Linked DNA regions of Homo sapiens: region 2 is linked to region 1. A link is a loop called in an ENCODE intact Hi-C map of the cell type or tissue named here. Cell type or tissue: gastrocnemius medialis. All regions are shown on one strand. Links, peaks and the distances in the headings refer to the core of each region. The heading gives the core; the rest is flanking DNA. Region 1 holds the start of LOC105369704 (a long non-coding RNA gene). Region 2 overlaps SSPN (sarcospan).

Evidence for each region. Hi-C counts contacts between places; a loop is a spot of excess contacts. Peaks named below come from ENCODE experiments on the same cell type or tissue, not always from the same donor. Only the 100,000 strongest peaks of a DNase experiment are listed, where the experiment ranks them.
Region 2: a loop joins it to region 1, with 4 times the contacts of the local background. A loop is called at or near these places in 16 of 110 quality-filtered maps.

The regions. Positions count from the first base shown.
Region 1 is chr12:26,269,032-26,281,818 of GRCh38, reverse strand. All of the region lies in intron 1 of LOC105369705 (a long non-coding RNA gene), which reads right to left. LOC105369704 (a long non-coding RNA gene) reads left to right here and starts at 5,764. Exons shown (of 2, transcript NR_188068.1): 1 at 5,764-5,960; 2 at 8,327-8,490. SSPN-AS1 (SSPN antisense RNA 1) reads left to right here and starts at 9,992. Exons shown (of 4, transcript NR_187469.1): 1 at 9,992-10,156. RefSeq lists enhancers at 6,582-6,631, 6,652-7,091, 9,631-9,850. In gastrocnemius medialis, for the core only: no CTCF peak of the experiment used is centred there; a DNase peak (open chromatin) is centred at 6,918; H3K27ac peaks cover 1,487 bases.
Region 2 is chr12:26,203,045-26,208,044 of GRCh38, reverse strand. All of the region lies in intron 1 of SSPN (sarcospan), which reads right to left. Among named protein-coding and RNA genes, the nearest start is that of SSPN, 10 kb to the right of the region's middle. In gastrocnemius medialis, for the core only: no CTCF peak of the experiment used is centred there; a DNase peak (open chromatin) is centred at 2,984.

The sequences.
Region 1 (12,787 bases), core at 4,628-9,627:
TATGCCACAACCAAGGTTTGGAATGAGACATGTCGTTCCTGGCTCGCAGTACCTTTTCCTCACAGTCCTACCTCTCTTTGACTACACGGGTACCGGGGCTGCCATGAAGACAAAAAGGAACAAATTAGAAAGTGTCATGCAGCTGTATTATTTTTATAGTCCTATTGTATGTGACATCTGCCTGTTGTGAATTTGCTCTGTAGATGAAGAAAGCTAAGGATTTCATCATTTGGACAGCGAATAAGGTCTGGTCACCAGTCCTGGAATTTATGGGAGGGCAGCCAGTCCTTGAGACTTTGAAAAGGGAATGCTGATGGGCTTCGCCTCCAGCCCTGCCTCAGCTTGAGCCAACCATGTCAAAGGCAAGCAACTTAGCCGTGTACTATAGAGCAGGAAATTAACTCAAGGTCAGCAGTCCCAAGAGTGGAGATGTGAACGATGCACTGTGAATGCTCAAATGTATCTCAGCCTCAGTACCCTCACCATCCCAAAATACTGACCAACTTCAGGAAATGAATATGAATTGTCTTACCTAGCACTCTTGTAATTCACTAATATGGGAAGGCAGCCCTGAGCCTCAAGTTCCTTAACCAACTCTTGCTAACTCCCAACCTTTGGGGTCACAGGGCACTGGACGGATCCTGTGCTTCAGCTGGTCAGTACCTGGCTGGATCCAAGCCTTGAACGAACAGACCAACAGAAGCTATGCTTCTCTACACTTCCCTGCACACCACTCATGTCTGGAATTCCCATCTTGACCACAGCCTGGGGGGTGGCCTCTCCCCAGCACCTATGAAAACCACACCTGATGTTCGAACACACATCAGATGCCCATTGGAACCTGTCCTCAGATCTTCTGGCTAACCTGGCTGAAGTAGCCTCTGCAACTGGGGTTTTCATCTCACCTAAGTCTGTATCTCAGATTTTTTCTTCTTCCCACCAGTATAAGTTTTGGCAAGTGCAGCAAGGGTGCCAACTCCCATTATGACATACATGGTCAGGGTGGAGTTAGGTGCGGGACCATGTATTAGAAACTGTAGAAGTAGTAAGGGATCTTTTTTTTCGGTATAAATGCATGGGGTACAAGTGTAATTTTGTTACATGAATATATTGAGTAATGGGAAAGTCAGGGCTTTTAGTATATCCATCACCTGAATAACATACATTGTATCCATTAAGGAATATCTCATCGTTCACCTCCCTCCCTTATCCTTCCAAGTCTCCAGTGTCTATCCTTCTACACCCTACATCCCTGTGTACACATTATTTAGCTCCCACTCATAAATGAGAACATGTAGTATTTGTCACCCTGTTTATGAGCTGTTTCACTTAAAATAATGACCTCCAGTTCCATCCATGTTTTTGCAAAAGACATGATTTTATTCTCTTTATGGTTTAATAGTATGCCATTGTGTATATATGCCATATTTTCTTTATCTGGTCATCCATTGATGGACATTTAGGTTGATTTCATGACTTTGCTATTGAGAATAGTGCTATGATAAACACACGAGTGCAGCCATCTTTCTGGTATAATTATTTCTTTTTCAAGACAAGAAGTAGATACCCAGTAGTGGGATTTCTGGATCAAATGTAGTTCTACGCTTAGTTCTTTGGGTAATCTGTAGCAGTAGTCTAGGGATTGGCAGGGCGAGTTACACACACTCCCTTCCTAGGGCCTGTACCTCAGCTTCCTGGAGAAATGGCCTTGATTACTCTGATAACTACAACCAGCGCAGTACCTCCCTTAGATCTGGCAGCCAGGGCCCTGCCCCGTGTCTCATGCTTTGGAGGTTTCTGCCCTGACCTGGCCTGCTCTGATCCTAGCCAGATGAGTGAGGAGCCCACAGGTTTGAGGGGCACGCTTGCCCAGTCTACACACTCTCTCTTCTAGACCACTCTTTGGAGTCCTGGGGCCCTGTAATTTCCACCCAAAAAGCTCAAGGCCAAATTCTAGGACTTGCCTGATGCCTTTTCCCATGTTCGTCCTGGGGTAATAGCCAATGAGTGCTTTGTGAGAGGCAGGTGGTAGGGGTTGGGGGCTGTGTACCAGTGGGCTGAAGTGTCCAACATCTGTGCATGAGGCCCCCATGATGTGGGTTACAGCCTCTGTGTGTACTCCTGCCCAGATGCCCATGCAGGTCACAGGGTGAGAAACCCCACATATTTCTTTTCTGGAATGCTTTTCTCTTCCCATCAGCTAGGTCAGCTCATCAGTTCTCATGGTTTCAAATACCAGCTTCATACTTATTGGAACCCTTCCTTTACTCCCTGATATCAAACCCATCAGCAAATTCTCCTGATTCAAGCTCAAATGTCTTTTCTCTCCCTCTCTGCTGCTATCCCTTTGACTCAAGCCACCATTGTCTCTTGCCTGGACAACTGAGATAACCTATTCAGTGGTTGCTCTGCTTCCACTATTGGCCTCCTACAATCCATCCTCCTCATAGTGGCAAAGTGCTTTTCTGTTCATGTGAGCTGGATCATGCCCTTCCCCTGCATGAAAGGGAGAAATGACTTCTCACAGCCTTGTGAGCATGGCCCTTGCCTGCCTCCCCCTCCTCCTGTCATGCACTCTTCCTTCTTCTGCATACCTCTTCAGGCTGGCCCTTCAGTTCCTGCAGCACAGAGGCCTTTCCACACCTTGCACAGTCACCAGCATCTCACATGGGTTCTTTGCTGAAACACTGACTCCAAGAGCCTTCCCTGAGCCATCTAGCTAAAGATCACTCATTCCCTGCATTCATTCTCCTCAGCCCCTTGTGTGTCCCCAGCATAGCACTTAACGTATTTGAAATTATTACATTGTTTTGTTTTTTGTTTTTTTTTTGAGACAGAACCTCACTCTGTCACCCAGGCTAGAGTGCAGTGGCATAATCACGGCTTCAAATTCTTGGCTTCAGGCAATCCTCCCACCTCAGCCTTCCGAGTAGCTGGGATCACAGGTGCATGGCACCACGCCCAGCTAATTTTTCATTTTTTGTAGAGACAATGTTCCACTCTGTTGCCCAGGCTGGTCTCAAACTCCTGAGCTCAAGCGATCCTCTCACTTCAGCCTCTCAAAATGCTGGGATTACAGGCATGAGCCATTGTGCCCAGCCAAAATTAGTATTTCAAATCATGTGTTTTAAATTGCCTATGCTATTAGGATATAAGCTCTTTAAAGGCAAGGGCTCTGACTGTCTTGTTCATAGTTCTCTCCCCTGTGCCCAAAGCAGTGCAAGGCATGTAGCTGGCACTGGATAAACATTTATTATGTGTGCAATGAATACCAGGGAAGGATTTTTGGGTGTGGCAGACAGATAAGTGAGAATGCCATCTTCTATGTCCCTCGGGGACTCAGGCCCACTCATTTTTCCACACACCAGAGTCAACCACTGATGTTTCAATTTCCCTTTTCTCCTGATCACTCATGTTGGTTTCTAGATCCTCTGAATGTGCCCTCAGAGGGTCCTTGCTAATCTGTGTCTAAAGAAAGAATGTAAGACCCTGGCTAAAGCTTACCCTAAGAAATTCCACTAGGCCTTAGCTATTGAAGGAAACAGATTCCCACCCAAGAGTGACAGGTTACAGCTCTGCTCACAGGGAGACCCGTCCTCAGAGAGCCCCGTGGGGTTGCTGAGGCACAAAATTTACAGAAAGCCTTTCTGTTTGGGGTGGTGGGTTTTCACTGCTTTGTTTTCTTGTGTGCTCAGTGGCTTGTTCCTAACTCGCGGCCAATCACCACACTGCCAGATGGTGCGAAAGATTTACCGGAATTTCGTTTTCAAATAAACCACAAGCTTGGATGAGCTAATGTTGTTCCACATAAAAAAGCCACAAAACTGGACAAATTAACGTTGTTTCAAGAAAGGAAACTTGTCCGGGCCATCAGGTCTGCCCTCTCAGGGGGCACCAATATCTGCACCAAGACACTGGGGACGCCCCTGCCTCCCTTACCGCTGACTCCACAAAATAACTTAGGGGGAATTATATTTTCCTGTGGAACCAAATCATTTCTGTCAAGTTCATCTCAGTTGCACCAAGAGTCTGAGGATGGCAATGCCTCTTCCGGCCTGTCAGCAATGGTTGCAGTCTCTCCCAACACTGCCTGTGAGCGCTCCCGGGACAGGGCCACTAGCCCAGCAGGTCAGCTTGGGCTGCTTAGCAGGGACATTTAGCATGATTTATAAACCACAATGGCATGGGTGAGAGTGGCTTCCGGGAAGGCCCCACCCTCAGCAGCAGTGGCCATAAAGCCTAATGGAAAAAGCTTCCATGATTGGGATCCTGGATTCTCACCCCTGCTGTACCACTTAGCGGCAGAACCATGAACAGATTGAAAGACTCTAAAGAACATGATTTTCTCATTCTTAGGATGGAAACAGCCTGGGTGCGGTGGCTCACACCTGTAATCCCAGCACTTTGGGAGGCCGATGCAGGAGGATAACTTAAGGCCAGGAGTTTGAGACAAGCCTGGGCAACATAGCAAGAACCCCCCACTGCCCTTCTCAACAACAAAAAAGAGCCAGATGTGGTGGCACATGCCTATTGTCCTAGCTCAGGAGAATGAGGCAGGTGGATTGCTTGAGCCAAGGAGTTCAAGGCTACAGTGAGCTATGATCATGCCAGTGCACTCCAGCCTGGGTGACAGAATGAGACCCTGTCTCTAAATAGATAAATAAATAAATAAAAATAAAAAAGATAGAGATAATAATATTAAGCCAACAAGGTTGTTGTAAGGATAAAACTGAGTTAATATGTAAAGTCCTTTAGTGCTGTGCTCAACACACAAGAAGTGCTCCTCCCTACATGTGGACACTACATGGGATGATATGATGATGATGATGATGATGATGACGATGACGATGTCAGCCATGTGGCTGCCCCTCATCTTATAGCACTTATCTTGTCCATCTGGTGCTAAAGAGCCAGTCTCAGAGGAGGTATGTCATCTGCTTCCTATGGTCAGCTGAGTTGAACAAAATACCATGAAGTGATTCAAGCCAGGAAGTCAATCAATATAACTCAAGCTGAAAGAGCCCTTCTTTAAAGAATCTAAAGAATTGCCTCATCTTTCCTCCTTCCTTTTCTCAACCAAACAACAAAATGTTTTGCCTTAAGAATTAGATGCCTTAAGGATTTTGTTTTAAATTAGAATTTTATGAATGTCCTTCCTCTCTGAAATTTTATATTATAAATATGTGTAGAAATACTCTAAAGGGATGTCTGTGATCTGGGTGTTGGGATTTCATCTTGCTACATGGGATAATGAAATACGGAACTTATTTGAGCAGAGATTCAGGTCTATTGAGAATTATAACCAAAGTACCGCTTATTGAGCACTTTCTAAGCTAAACGACTTTATATACTTTATCGAATCCTTACTATAAATTTATATTTTCTCCATTTTGCAAATGAAAATTCTAAAGAAAAATTTTACTAGTTGTAAAAAGGCCATATCTGCTTGGCCATAAGACCTGTTTATGCTATTCTGTCTCACTAACAAATTTTTAGATAGAAGTCACTAGAGATGAACATTAGGCTAACCTTAAAAGATAATGATGGAGAAAAAGAAAAACACTCAAAATGCTTTACAAGTTTTACTTTAGTCTTCACAACCACCCTACGAGGTAGCAGCTTTTGTTGCCTTCATTTTACAGATGAGGGATCCAAGCAGAGAAATCAGTTGTGTGCCAGACTCACATAGCTGGTGGCCCGTAGCAGAGCTGGGATTCAAACCCAGGCAGTTTGACCTTGAGCTTTGTGTTATGCTGTCATAGGCAGGGGTCAGTCTCCTGAAGCCTTGCACAGGGAAGGAAATGTTCCCTTCCTTGTGCATTAGGCAAGCTGCCCTGAACTTCCTGCAGCACCCACCATAGAATAACCCACCAACTCCATAGGAAACCTCGCTTATGCACCCAGATCTGGTCTGTGATTTGCTACAGAAAGACAAGAAATGGCCTGTGGCTTCTTGCTAGGTATGTTGAAAAGCATGGTGGGGTGGGAGTGCAAGCCATGATTAATTGTTTGCTGATGTGGAAAGTCTATAAAGTTTGAACCACATTTCTCAGAAACATGAAGAGGAACAAATAATTTCTGGTCCATTAAGCCTTTTCTTACAGGGCTTCATATTGTTTTCTCAGGGGTTTTGTTTGTTTGTTTGACCTCAGAATGTGAGCAATAATGTGTCTTTTTTTTCCCTTTCTGGCTAAAACCAAACCTTTTGACTTCTCAGTTGATATAAACGTGCCCTTTCTCCCGCCCCTCAGACTTGTTCTTTCTTTTTTTTTTTTTTTAAGATGGAGTCTCACCCTGTCACCCAGGCTGGAGTGCAATGGCGCAATCTTGACTCACTGCAACCTCCGCCTCCTGGGTTCAAGTGATTCTCCTGCCTCAGCCTACGGAGTAGCTGGGATTATAGGCGCTCGCCACCATGCCTGGCTAATTTTTTTGTATCTTTAGTAGAGATGGTGTTTCACCATGTTGGCCAGTCTGGTCTCAAACTCCTGACCTCGTGATCCGCCCGCCTCAGCCTCCCAAAATGCTGGGATTACAGCAGGGCCACCGTGTACGGCTGACTTGTTTCATTTCTTAGAGCTAAAATGAGGTTTGGAGAAAGCTCTGTTCATTTTGAAGCCTCAGTCTTCACCCCAACACTCCTGGATCCTGGCTGGAGGAGCTGTGATTACCCGAGATAGGAAAACCCTGGCAGCTCAGCTACAGGCCTAAATAAACAGTGAATCTTCTTGCAAGCAGCCCATCTGGGCTTCAAATGCCCCCAGAGTCTCCTTCAGCCTGGTGCGTGGGCTCTGTGGGGCCTGCATTTCAGAGCCTCCTGTGGTGCTTCCCCTTCCAGGGCAGGCCCCACTGGGCACTGACTCAGGGCTTATCATTCTTTACTAGAAGTTCCGGATGAAGCAATGCAGGGGAGAGAGTCACTGTTTCTGCTCCCTAACTCTGACCATGACTCATTATTCAGCAAACACAAAACGGTTCCACATCCTCCTCCCGAGAAGGAGGCGCAGAGCCCATTACATAAGCAGCAGTCTACAGCTGCTCTTGGGTAATTGAAAGTGAAGCCCTCAACTGGAGGTCCTGCTGGGATGGCATGACTCCCTCCTCACCCCTTGATACCAATCTTTATGAGCAGAGAAACCCTCTCCAGGAGAGGGCCCCCAAAGCCAGGGGGTTTGTTTTTTGCACAGTAGGCCTCATGTTTGGAATAGCTTGTATTTTCTGCCTTGTTAAAACCTGGCCCTTCCGTAGTGTCTCTGATCTTATCTCCTGATGAGCCAGAGCTGAGCTGCGGGAGGCAGAATCTGCCCAGCGTGCTGAGCAGAGGAGGAAACGTGGCCTGGGGTTTCTGTGCCCAGGGACCCACCCAAGAAGGACCACCCAGGAACGATCATCTTAGGGAGAGGATTCACAAGAGCTGCTTTTGTTTAATAAGCTCAGCACTGCAATCATAGAAAATAGAGTTGAATTGCAAAGCCCAGAGTAAAGGGGATGGTTGTTGATCTGGTTCAGGGGTAGGAAAAGTAACTTTAAATTGATCTGAAAAAAAAAAACAGAGGGGTTAAAAGAGATCATCTCTGGGCTCAGTAATCCTGTCTTCTTTCCCAGCCTGCACTACCAGGCAATTACTTTTCAGGAGTGGTGGGAAGCCAAACAAATTCTGAACATCCTTATCTGGAACCTGTTTCATGCAGAGAAGGCCTGCTTGTAAACACAACAGGACGTACAAGCTGATGAGGAGAAGGCTATCTTTTTGAACGTTGCCCCTGGGGGACTGGGAGGTCTGCTAGCCCTGGCTCCTCGGGCAAGACCACAACCCTCTAACTGGGCCTCACTTTCTGCTTTGGCTGAGCTGGGAACGGCCAGCAAGGGAGGAGTCGCGGGTGAGGGAGCACATTGGCCTCCACCTTGGCAATGCTGCTGTCCCCAAGGGAAATGTTCCAGGGAATGTCCTCAGCACCACAGAGAACTGAAATCCTGGAGAAAACTGGCCTAAGGAGCTCAGAAAGGCCAATAAAACTGGGGCATTTGGGGAAGAAGAGGAAATGGAATGGCATTATTGGATGATTTAAATGTGGTGTGTTGCTATGGTTCCCAGCCTTCTTGAAAGTCACAGACATGGTGTATGGGCTGAATTGTGTCTTCCCAAAACTCACATGTTGAGTACAGTACTACAAAATATATTTGAAGAGATTTGAGTTACAGCACTACACATTTGAGTTACAGTACTACAAAATGTATTTGAAGACGGAGCCTTTGAAGGGGTAATTGAGTTAAAATGAGGTCATAAGGTGGTCCCTAATCCAAGGCGATTGGTGTCCTTATAAAGAGAGAAGATACCATAGAAGGAAGACCCTGCGAAGATAAAGGGAAGAGACAACCATCTGCAAGCAGAGGAGAGAGGCTTCAAAAGAAACCAACTCTGCCAGCACCTTGATCTTGGACTTCTAACATCTAGAACCATGAGAAAATAAATTTCTGCTGTTTAAGCCACCCAGTCTATTGTATTAATACTTTGTTACGGCAGTCCAAGTTGAGTAATGTACAAGGTGACCCTGCAATTCCCTAGATTTGGAGTGCTTGGCTTTTGTTTGTAGCTCAAAGCCTGTCTCTTTTACAGGTAGCTCTCAGAAGACAAGTGAGGGGACACGCAGAAAGGGAGGTCCTTCTTCCCCCACTACAATCCCTGAGCATGGATGGAGATGGGAGGGCTGGGATCCTCAGTTCTGTGAGAAAAATACAAAGGACCATAAGCCCTGGTGAGAAGGGAGAGTCTCCCTGAGGCACTAGTAAGGAAGTGACCTGGACCTGGACCTCCCACTCCAGGACATTTTAACCAGCCCTGTGTCAACAGAGCATGCGCAACCCAGAGGACATTTTCTTTGAGCCCCACTTTACAGTCTCATTTACCTGGAGCCTGGCTGGGCTCCATCAGCCCCCATTCAGTTAAGAAACTGCCAAAGGAGCAGTTTATCCATATGCCTGCAGGATATTAAGGGAAATGAATTTTGTGTTCTGGCTGAGAGGGCCTCAGTGGACACTTCCAAAAGGAACCCTGATTCACAGTATTTGATACTTGGTTATTGGCTTTGGTAGAGCTTGGTTTTGTGTTCTGTCTTCTGAGAGGCAGGTACTGGACACCAGAAGCAGCAGGATAATGGCCCTGAAGGAGTCCTGACTGCAACCCCCTGACCACCACCACCGGAGAATTTGCTCCAGCTTTACTCTCTTCTGATTTTCCAGAAATCTGGCATTTTAAATAGCTATTTTGTGTTGGCCTCTTTTCTTCCTTTCTAAAAAGTATGTTTTAATTAAATGTTCTTTGGTTGCTGGCTAAGCTAACCCCAAAGGTTGGTGTCCCTGGTGTGGGCGGGAGAGGTTGAGTTCACACTGCCTTTCAAAGCAGTGCCAGTCCCTTCTGCCCTCTGCGAAGCCCACGTGAAGGGAAGACAATGGGTTACTGTGGGCCACAGAGCCATGTCCCCTCACACTGCTCTCCCCTCAGGGCTGCCAGGTGTGGTTGGGGCCTGAGACAAGCTTCTCGCCTCATCATTCCTTTCGAGGCAACACTTAAAACAGAGAGGGCTTCAGAAGGAAACAGCACAACCAGCGTCTCAGCACATGCGGCAATTCAGAGAGGAAGTACGTTCTAGAACAAAAATTAAACCCTAAACCTATAGGTACCAGCTCCATCCTGCCATAAATGCATCATACGCTTGGAACTTCCAACACAACCCCGAGAATGCTGCTCGCTCCCACGAGCTGACGGCAGGCCTGGCCCTCCGCCAGGGAGTTCACTTGCAAAGCTGGAAACTCCCTAACTTAAAACAATGTCTGGGTGTTTTCTGCTTCATAGGGGCTCAGAAGGAAGGTAAAAAGCTCAGTAAATTTGTTGTTTGACATCTCACTCTGAGTACTGTGTGTTTCATCTGCCTTCACTCTCACAATTATTATCAACTTGCTGGCTATAAAAGGCAGGGGCTACAAACTCAGTGAGCCAAATGCAGTGCTTGCTTCCTATCTGTGGTCCATTGCATAGCAGTGTGCTTGGGTGCTGCGTAAGACAATTCCCCCCAACGCCTCCAAAAAATAGGACATGGTCCACTGCAGGAGTTCATAATCTAGGAGTCCAGAGAGTCCAGGCTCATCATCCCTTCAGGTATGCATTGCTAAAACCCATTTTCTTCTTATTTCTTCATCTTTTTCCTCTTCTTTCCCCATCTCTCTGCTTCCTCCCCCTTCATTCCCTCCTTGCCGTCTTCCTCCTCCTGGTCCTCCTTTACTGAGCTAGAGGTAAGAGCACACAGCTCATCTTTCACTGCTGTTGGGGTCAAGAGTAAAGAGGAGTGACTTGCAGTTGTCTTCGAAATAATCTTCCCTTCCCAATCCTACTTATCTTAGCTGAAGTTGGGTTTTAGGAGAAGAGGGTGATCAAGAAGTTAAAAGAAATAAATGCAGGAACACTATATCAAAAAGTATTTGCTAGCACTGAAGAATATGGGTGAAGACAAAAATGGTGAGTCATGGAATTCCAGAGCTGAAGACGACTTTGGGTGCTGTGAACTTATCTCCTCACTTTACAGATAAGAAAAATGAGACCCAGGAAGTCTAGTGACTTACGCAAGGAGAGAGAGTAATTGTCAAAGGCTCTAGACTCAGCCCTTCTTGTTTCTAAGTTGGTGCTTCTAAGTCAATGCTCTAGATAACAAAAGTCATTAGGAAGATCATCCATGGGCCTAATCCTACCCCACCTTTACCTTTGTCTGCAAGTTCTTTCCTCTTATCCCATTAAATTAAAGGAAACTCCCCAAGGATGTTAATGTAAGCTTCTATCTGTCAATTACCTCTCCATGTAAATGAATCATGTGGGGATGGTGGAAAGGAGAGAGCACTTAGTTAGGAGTTCTGACCTGTCTCCAATGATCCAGATAGCCTTGAAAAGGCATTTAGCAAAACAATAGAAACCATTGCTGTTCAATACAATTATAATTTAGAAAGTCATGAATGTACGCCACTGCGTAATTCTGAATTTTCTTATAGTCATATTTTAAAAAGTAAAACAAAACAAATGGGATTACTTTTAATAGTATTTTTTATTGGACCTGATCTATCCAAACTATTATTACTTCAGCATGCCCTCAATAAAAAATGTATTAATGAGATTTTTTACATTCTTTTTTTTTTGGTACCAAGTCTTTGAAATCCTGCATGTGTTTTACAACCACAGCACACCCCGGTTCAGACTAGCCATTCAAATGCTCAGTGGCTACCTGGGACTAGTAGCTTCTACATTAGGCAGGAAAGACCTAGAGTTGCTTTCTCATCTATAAAAATGAAAAAAATGGCACTATCAGGGGTTTTCTAACTGCCTCTGCTTAGAGTCCTAAGAATTCTATAGAGGTAACTCAATGAGTGTCTGTGAGTGTGTGTGTGTGTGTGTGTGTGTGTGTAGTGAATTTTGGTGTGGCAGAGATAGCCAGCTTTGGTTCATCTACTACCACTTCATGCCAAATACTTCCAGAACTAACTGTTTTTATATATCCGGCTTTGGCCTGAGAGTTTGTTGGGAGATGAGATTCCATGGCTAAATAAAGAAACTAAAAACCCTTGCACAGCATAACCTGCAACCTGCACTGATAGTCCCAGATTCTGGAGGGCCTACAAGAGGAATCAGCAGTCACTTGCCAGGGAAGAAAAGGGCCAGGTGACAAGCATGGGATCAGCCTGACACTCCAGCTGGCTGTAAAAGACATATGGCCTCATGGCTGTGGCCTATAAACTACACACACTGACTCCCTCCCGCCTGGTCAGGTTCACGGATAACAGTTTGAGTTATCGGCTCGTGCTTTGCCCAGTGGGCCTATCCTGGGGCCCTATCCAGGACAGAGTGTCTAGAATCTGGGCTGATTGATACACAGAGGTCACAGAAGCCCAGGCTTTCTGCATAACACAGAGCCTTGGCTCTCTTGCTTCCGGAACATCCCAGTTTGAGGACTCTGCCCATGGGGGTTCTATATGTGGCCCCAAGAGTTTTTCCTGCTATCCTCATTTTAAACAGTGACATATAAGCAAGAGCACAACAGCTGCAAGATTGAAACAGCTGTATCAGCAAAGGATGCAGTTGTTGGAGGGTATCATTAAAACCAGCTTCAAGTGCAGCCGCCAGCACACCCACTCACTTCCCGGGGCCAAGCCATGTGAGATGGACCTTGTGGCTGCAGTCCTTTGAAACCCAACTGCTGAGGACAGGCACACATTTTTTTTTATTATTATCCTTTCATTTAATGAGTTATTAAGCAGCTTTACTGAGTTCAGTTAGACACATGGTCCCCACCCTTCTGGAACTTTTACAATATTATGGTAAAACAAAGATGTCCTCCTCATCTACTGGCTAAGGATTCCCAGAGTCTTAGGCCAGCTAGAGATGAGCAAAATATACAGCAGTCTCTGACGTGTTTATATTACCAAGGAGATAATTAAAAACATAGCCTGTACATTCCCCACTTTCCAACTCTTCTTTTATTTCCCTGTTTTAGTGGTATGTGGGTCTTTGGGTTGTGTATTGTAATATTATGATGTAATAGGAAATATATATTTTGATCTTCATATCTGGTTTCTGGCCAGGAATCTTGATAATAGCAATAAAGATATTTTGTTATTCATAACAAGCTCCTTTCAAACACACCTGAGTTTAATAATGAGATGACTTTTGGAAAGCCCTGAAGGATGGGAGGCTGGTTGCCAGGGAAACCAACCTTGTGATTAGAGGATTGCAACTTTCAGCCCCACC
Region 2 (5,000 bases), core at 1-5,000, 69 kb after region 1:
TTAACTGTTATATATCCCCCCCCCCCACCACCACCACTTTCTTTTGAGACAGGGTCTTGCTCTGTTGCCCAGGCTGAAGTGCGGTGGTGCGATCATGGCTCACCACTGTCTCAACCTCCCAGGTTCAAATGATCCTCCCACCTCAGCCTCCTGAGTAGCTGGAACAACAGGCATCTGCCACCACACCCAGCTAATTTCTCTACAAAAAGTATTTTTTGTAGAGACGGGGTTTTGCCATGTTGCCCAGGCTTGAACTCCTAGGCTCAAGCAATCCTCCCGCCTTGGCCTCCCAAAGTGCTGGGATTACAGGTGTGAGCCACTGTACCTGGCCAATGTTGTATATTCCTAACAGTGAAATTCAGTATAGCAAACATGAATGAATGATATCTGTGTACTATTATAAATAAATCTCAAAAACGATGTTGAGCAGAAATGATATGATACCATCTGTATAAAAATTAAAATATGACATGTTGGTTATGGATATATACAAATTTTCAAAGTATGAAAACAGGCTTATGCATAAAAAATACCAAATTCAGGATAGTACATATCTCTGGGGAAGATGGGAGGGGTAGGGGAATTTGATTAAGAAATGAAACATGGGAGACTTCAATACAATGTAATGTTTCCTTTCTTAAAAAATAATAAAAAAGCAATTATTACAAAATACTAAAATTTAGCAAAGCTAGGAATGGATAAGTGGGCATTTTTTTCTATGTTATTATGCATTATTTTCTATGTTATTATGCAATTGAAATGTTTATAATTTTAAAAAGCATAGAATTGCACAGAATTACTGACATTTGTTCAAATTCACATAGAAATGAAAATTTAAAAATCATTACCAAATATTTTTTGGAAAATGATTCTACATTAGTAGAGCCAGAATTCTACCCTTACTCCAAAGCTGGAGTCATTCCTCAAATTTCAGACCCCCTCTCCTTTCTTTTTCTGATCTTACCCTGAGGGTTCATCATGTTCTTCTCTGCGCTAGCACGGTACATTGTTTAAGGCACCACCTTGGCATTTTGTTTTTAAAACTAAATTGCAGTTAGTTGTACCTGTGTTTCCTCACCCAGAGACTAAGCTCTTGGGGGCACCATACCTGGTATATGAAAATACAGAGGGAGAGTGGCTAGGGTGTGGCTTCTACTCCTAACTAACTCTTGTGATGACTTACCAAAAACTAATCACCAAGTTCTATAAATACTTATTCTTGCAAAATAATCAATTTCCAAAGAATGTAAGAGAATCAAAGATTGTGTTCCAGCCTTTCTCATGAATCAACAGGAGGGGCAGAATTGTTACAAACAGTATTTGTGGGAAGAAATAAACAACCTATAGTTTATTTGTTTCACTTGGGGATTTTCAAGCCCTCAGAAGAGGGAAAGGAATCTTGCTGATGTGGATTGAGCCTACTCCGGTGGTATAGTCATGGGCTGGATTTCATTACTTAGCCATAATTAAGTCAGTTCTCAAATTAGGTCCCATTCTAGAAATGACTGCAGAGATAATTCTATATTAAACTCCTGGGTTCATATATGTTGAATAGTACAATAAATATAAACATATTAAATAGCACAGTGCATAGAAATTATACAGTAAATCAATATAAATTGAATTATGTAACATTGGAATGGGATTGTAAATGAGAGAACCATCTTGTTCAACCTTTAAAAATATTATCAAGTGGCTTTTCTAATTGAGAGTACTTTATGAAAAACAGTATGAGGGAACATAAAGTAATATATATTATAATATTACTTCTCCTTTGAAAGTGTTTTGTCCTTTTCAACATGAGGAGGTCAGTGTCCCCAAGCAGCCTGCAGCCTCTCCTACATTTCCCCCTCGCCTCCCATGGCAACACGGGTTAGCCAGACACTGAGCTTTTTGTGATGTGTGTGTGAGGACAGAGAGAAGGGGAGCAAAGCTTCAGGGAGGTCTTGAGGTGGAAAAATTTGTGACGCACACGATTTGGTGACTGAAGAAGAATTCTTTCTTGAGGGTTCTATAACACAATAGTTACGGTCACCCTATGTGCATTTAAAAATTCCTAGTTGGTCTCAAGCCCTTAATGCACACCGAAGCCCTTTAAGAGGCTTCTCAAACTACTTGTTCATGGAAAGATTATGAGACAAAGCCAACCTGTGTGGGTTTGGTCCTTCTGTTTCAGAACCTGACTACCAAAGAGCCTGGGAGAAGTACATAAACTTATTGAACATGTAACTCATAAACTAAAAGATTCAAACTCTGTACACAGAATTCTGTATGCGGTCATGAAGAAATCCCTTCTCATTTATGATCATACATTTGCCTTAGGGAGTCCGAGTTTGCCCTCTTCACTGCCTTGGGTGCCCCACTATCTTCCTGAGGTAGGCACAGTCCTCCTGCAAGTTTCTCCCTGAGAGAAGAGCACCTCCAACCTCCAACAGAATTGATGAGGACTGAAATGCTGTTGCCCTTGTCTTAGAAAATGCCTCCTTCATAGCTTTCCTGGCATAGCTAAATGTGAGATAGGGCTAAGCCTGTGAGATCAGGCTAATGGCCTGATATGCATGCCACACCTGATACTTTAGAAGGAAGCCAGCCAAGGAAGTGTTTTTTCCCCCACTTAGTAATAAAGCTAAAATTCTCTCGCTCGTCAAAGTCTAGTTAACACATTAGCAGCCCCCTCCCCCTTTTCTGGTCTCCTGTCATTATCTTCCATACAAGAGAGAGGGCTTGATAATAACATATCTTAAAGGGGTTTTTAATTGCTCCTTACAGTGAATGCTGAATCTAACGCTTTAAAAACAACTGAGTAGAATGCCACTTAAAAGCGCTTCCTCCAGGTTTCTCACCACCTCTCTCAGTACCACGGCACTCCCAGCCAGGGGAGAGTTGCTCATTTCTGCAAAGATTAGAAGCAGGTCCAACAGAACTTCTTCAGCAGAATCTGAGAATGCTCATTTGTGAACAAACTGTCTGCTTTCCAACGTCCCGTCACTTACTGGACTTTTGCCAGCCCCAGGAAACACCATAATGAAACACTCACATTTATGAAATTCACAATTAGGGACCGTGGCTCTAGCAACATTAGCTCAGAGAGCATCAACTTTAAATATGCTCAAAAATCAAACTGGAGAGCTTACAGTATCCCATCGTGGCCATCCCTTTTCGTTTTGGAACTGAGATTGGACCAATTGTTATGAAAGGCTGCATGTTTTAGTCTTCCCTGGTCTTTCCCTCTTGGGTGGCTTGGGTTTGTGCAATACAGTACTTAGTGAAGGAAAAGCAGAGCCCAGCTCAGGACTTCTTAAGTGAGGGAACAGAATCCAATGAGAAGCCCTTAAATGTGTGTCAAAATGAAGATCTACCAAAGAGTGAAGGCACCTACTAAAGGCTATTACCTCATAAGGCTCAAAGGGCGGGTGGGGGGTGCCCACAGTATGCAATCACCACCCCCCACAGGACAGCAGGCTTGGTCAATGGCTGAACATATAAGCATTCCCCAATGGTACCACTCAGCCAGCCACCTTTGCATCAGAAGCCAAAGTATCCTTGAGCTACATCTTGACATCAGGATACTCCCTGGAGCATAAAGAAATGCAGGAATTTACAGCGTGGAGGTTCCTAAGCCTTAAAGAGTTAATGCAGCAAAGGAAATGCCTAAGTTAACCTTAGAATTGTATTCACTAGCTAGATTTACTTGATTTTATTTTTACAGAAATTTGACAAAAGAAGCAATCTGTAAATGCAATGAAAACAGCTTCCTCCATATGTCTCACTACTGGCATGAGCACGGAGCCGCGCCACCCCATCGTACCTCCGTGTGTCAGATTACGGGCTCAGAATACCCCTCGGAAACACTCAGACTTCTAGCTGTTCCAAGAAAGCCGTAGGGCTTTCAATAATAAGCTGTAAAACGAGCTTAAGAGTCACTGAGGTTGCTGTGCAAATGTATAACCCTCACCGGAAATGCTATGGACTGAATTGTGTCCCCGTAAGTCATATGTTGAAGCTGTAACCTCAAAAGTAACTATATTTGGAGATAGGGCTTTTAGGAGGTAATTAAGGTTAAATAAGATCCTAAGCATGGGGTCCTAATCCAACAGGACTGGAGGATTCATGAGAAGAGGAAGAGAAAGAGATCTCTTCTTCTCTTCACATGCATGAACTGAGAAAAGACCATGTGAGCACACAGCAAGAAGGCAGCCGCCTGCAAGCCAGGAAGAGAACCCTCCCTAGCCCCTGACCATGTTGACACCCTGATCTTGGACTTCCCGTCTCCAGAACTGTGAGAAAATGAATGTTTGCTGTTTAAGTCACCCAGTCTACGGTATTTTGTTATAGCAGCCTGAGCCGACTAAGACAGAAAGAAAAATGTATTTTAGTTAATGCCATATGTGTAGGTGTACACATATGAATTTTAAAATTAACCAGGGTGATGGAGTGAGCTGCTTCACTCAGGCATCTGACAGTTACTCTTGCCAAGTTTTATCTCAATACACAGAGATCTGAGACTGCATCCAAAGCATCTGAAAGAGGGTGTGCCTATGGAATAGGTTTTTATATAGCTTATGCTGTAAAGCCTGTTCCTAGCATCTATTTTTTTAAAAGAAGTTCACTGTAAGCTTATGAACTCATCGTGATAAACCTAGACTTGAACATTTACAGCAAATAATAACTGGAAGGTTAAACTATGACATCATGAGGTCCCATCCAGCTCTGGATTTTGATGGACATTTTTTGACCAGTACTTCCTTAGTTTGCCAGGATGGAAGACCTAAAAATGAACTGCATTTTGCAGTGAATTATACCTAATTAAAGTTTAATGACTAGATTACATTCCTGTCTGATATGGTTTGATTCTGTGTCCCCACCCAAATCTCTCTTGAATTGTAATCCCCATGTGTTGAGGGGGAAACCTGGTGGAAGGTGGTTTGATCATGGGGGTGGTTCCCCCTATGCTCTTCTCATGAGAAGATGAGATAGTGAGTTCTCATGAGATCTGATGG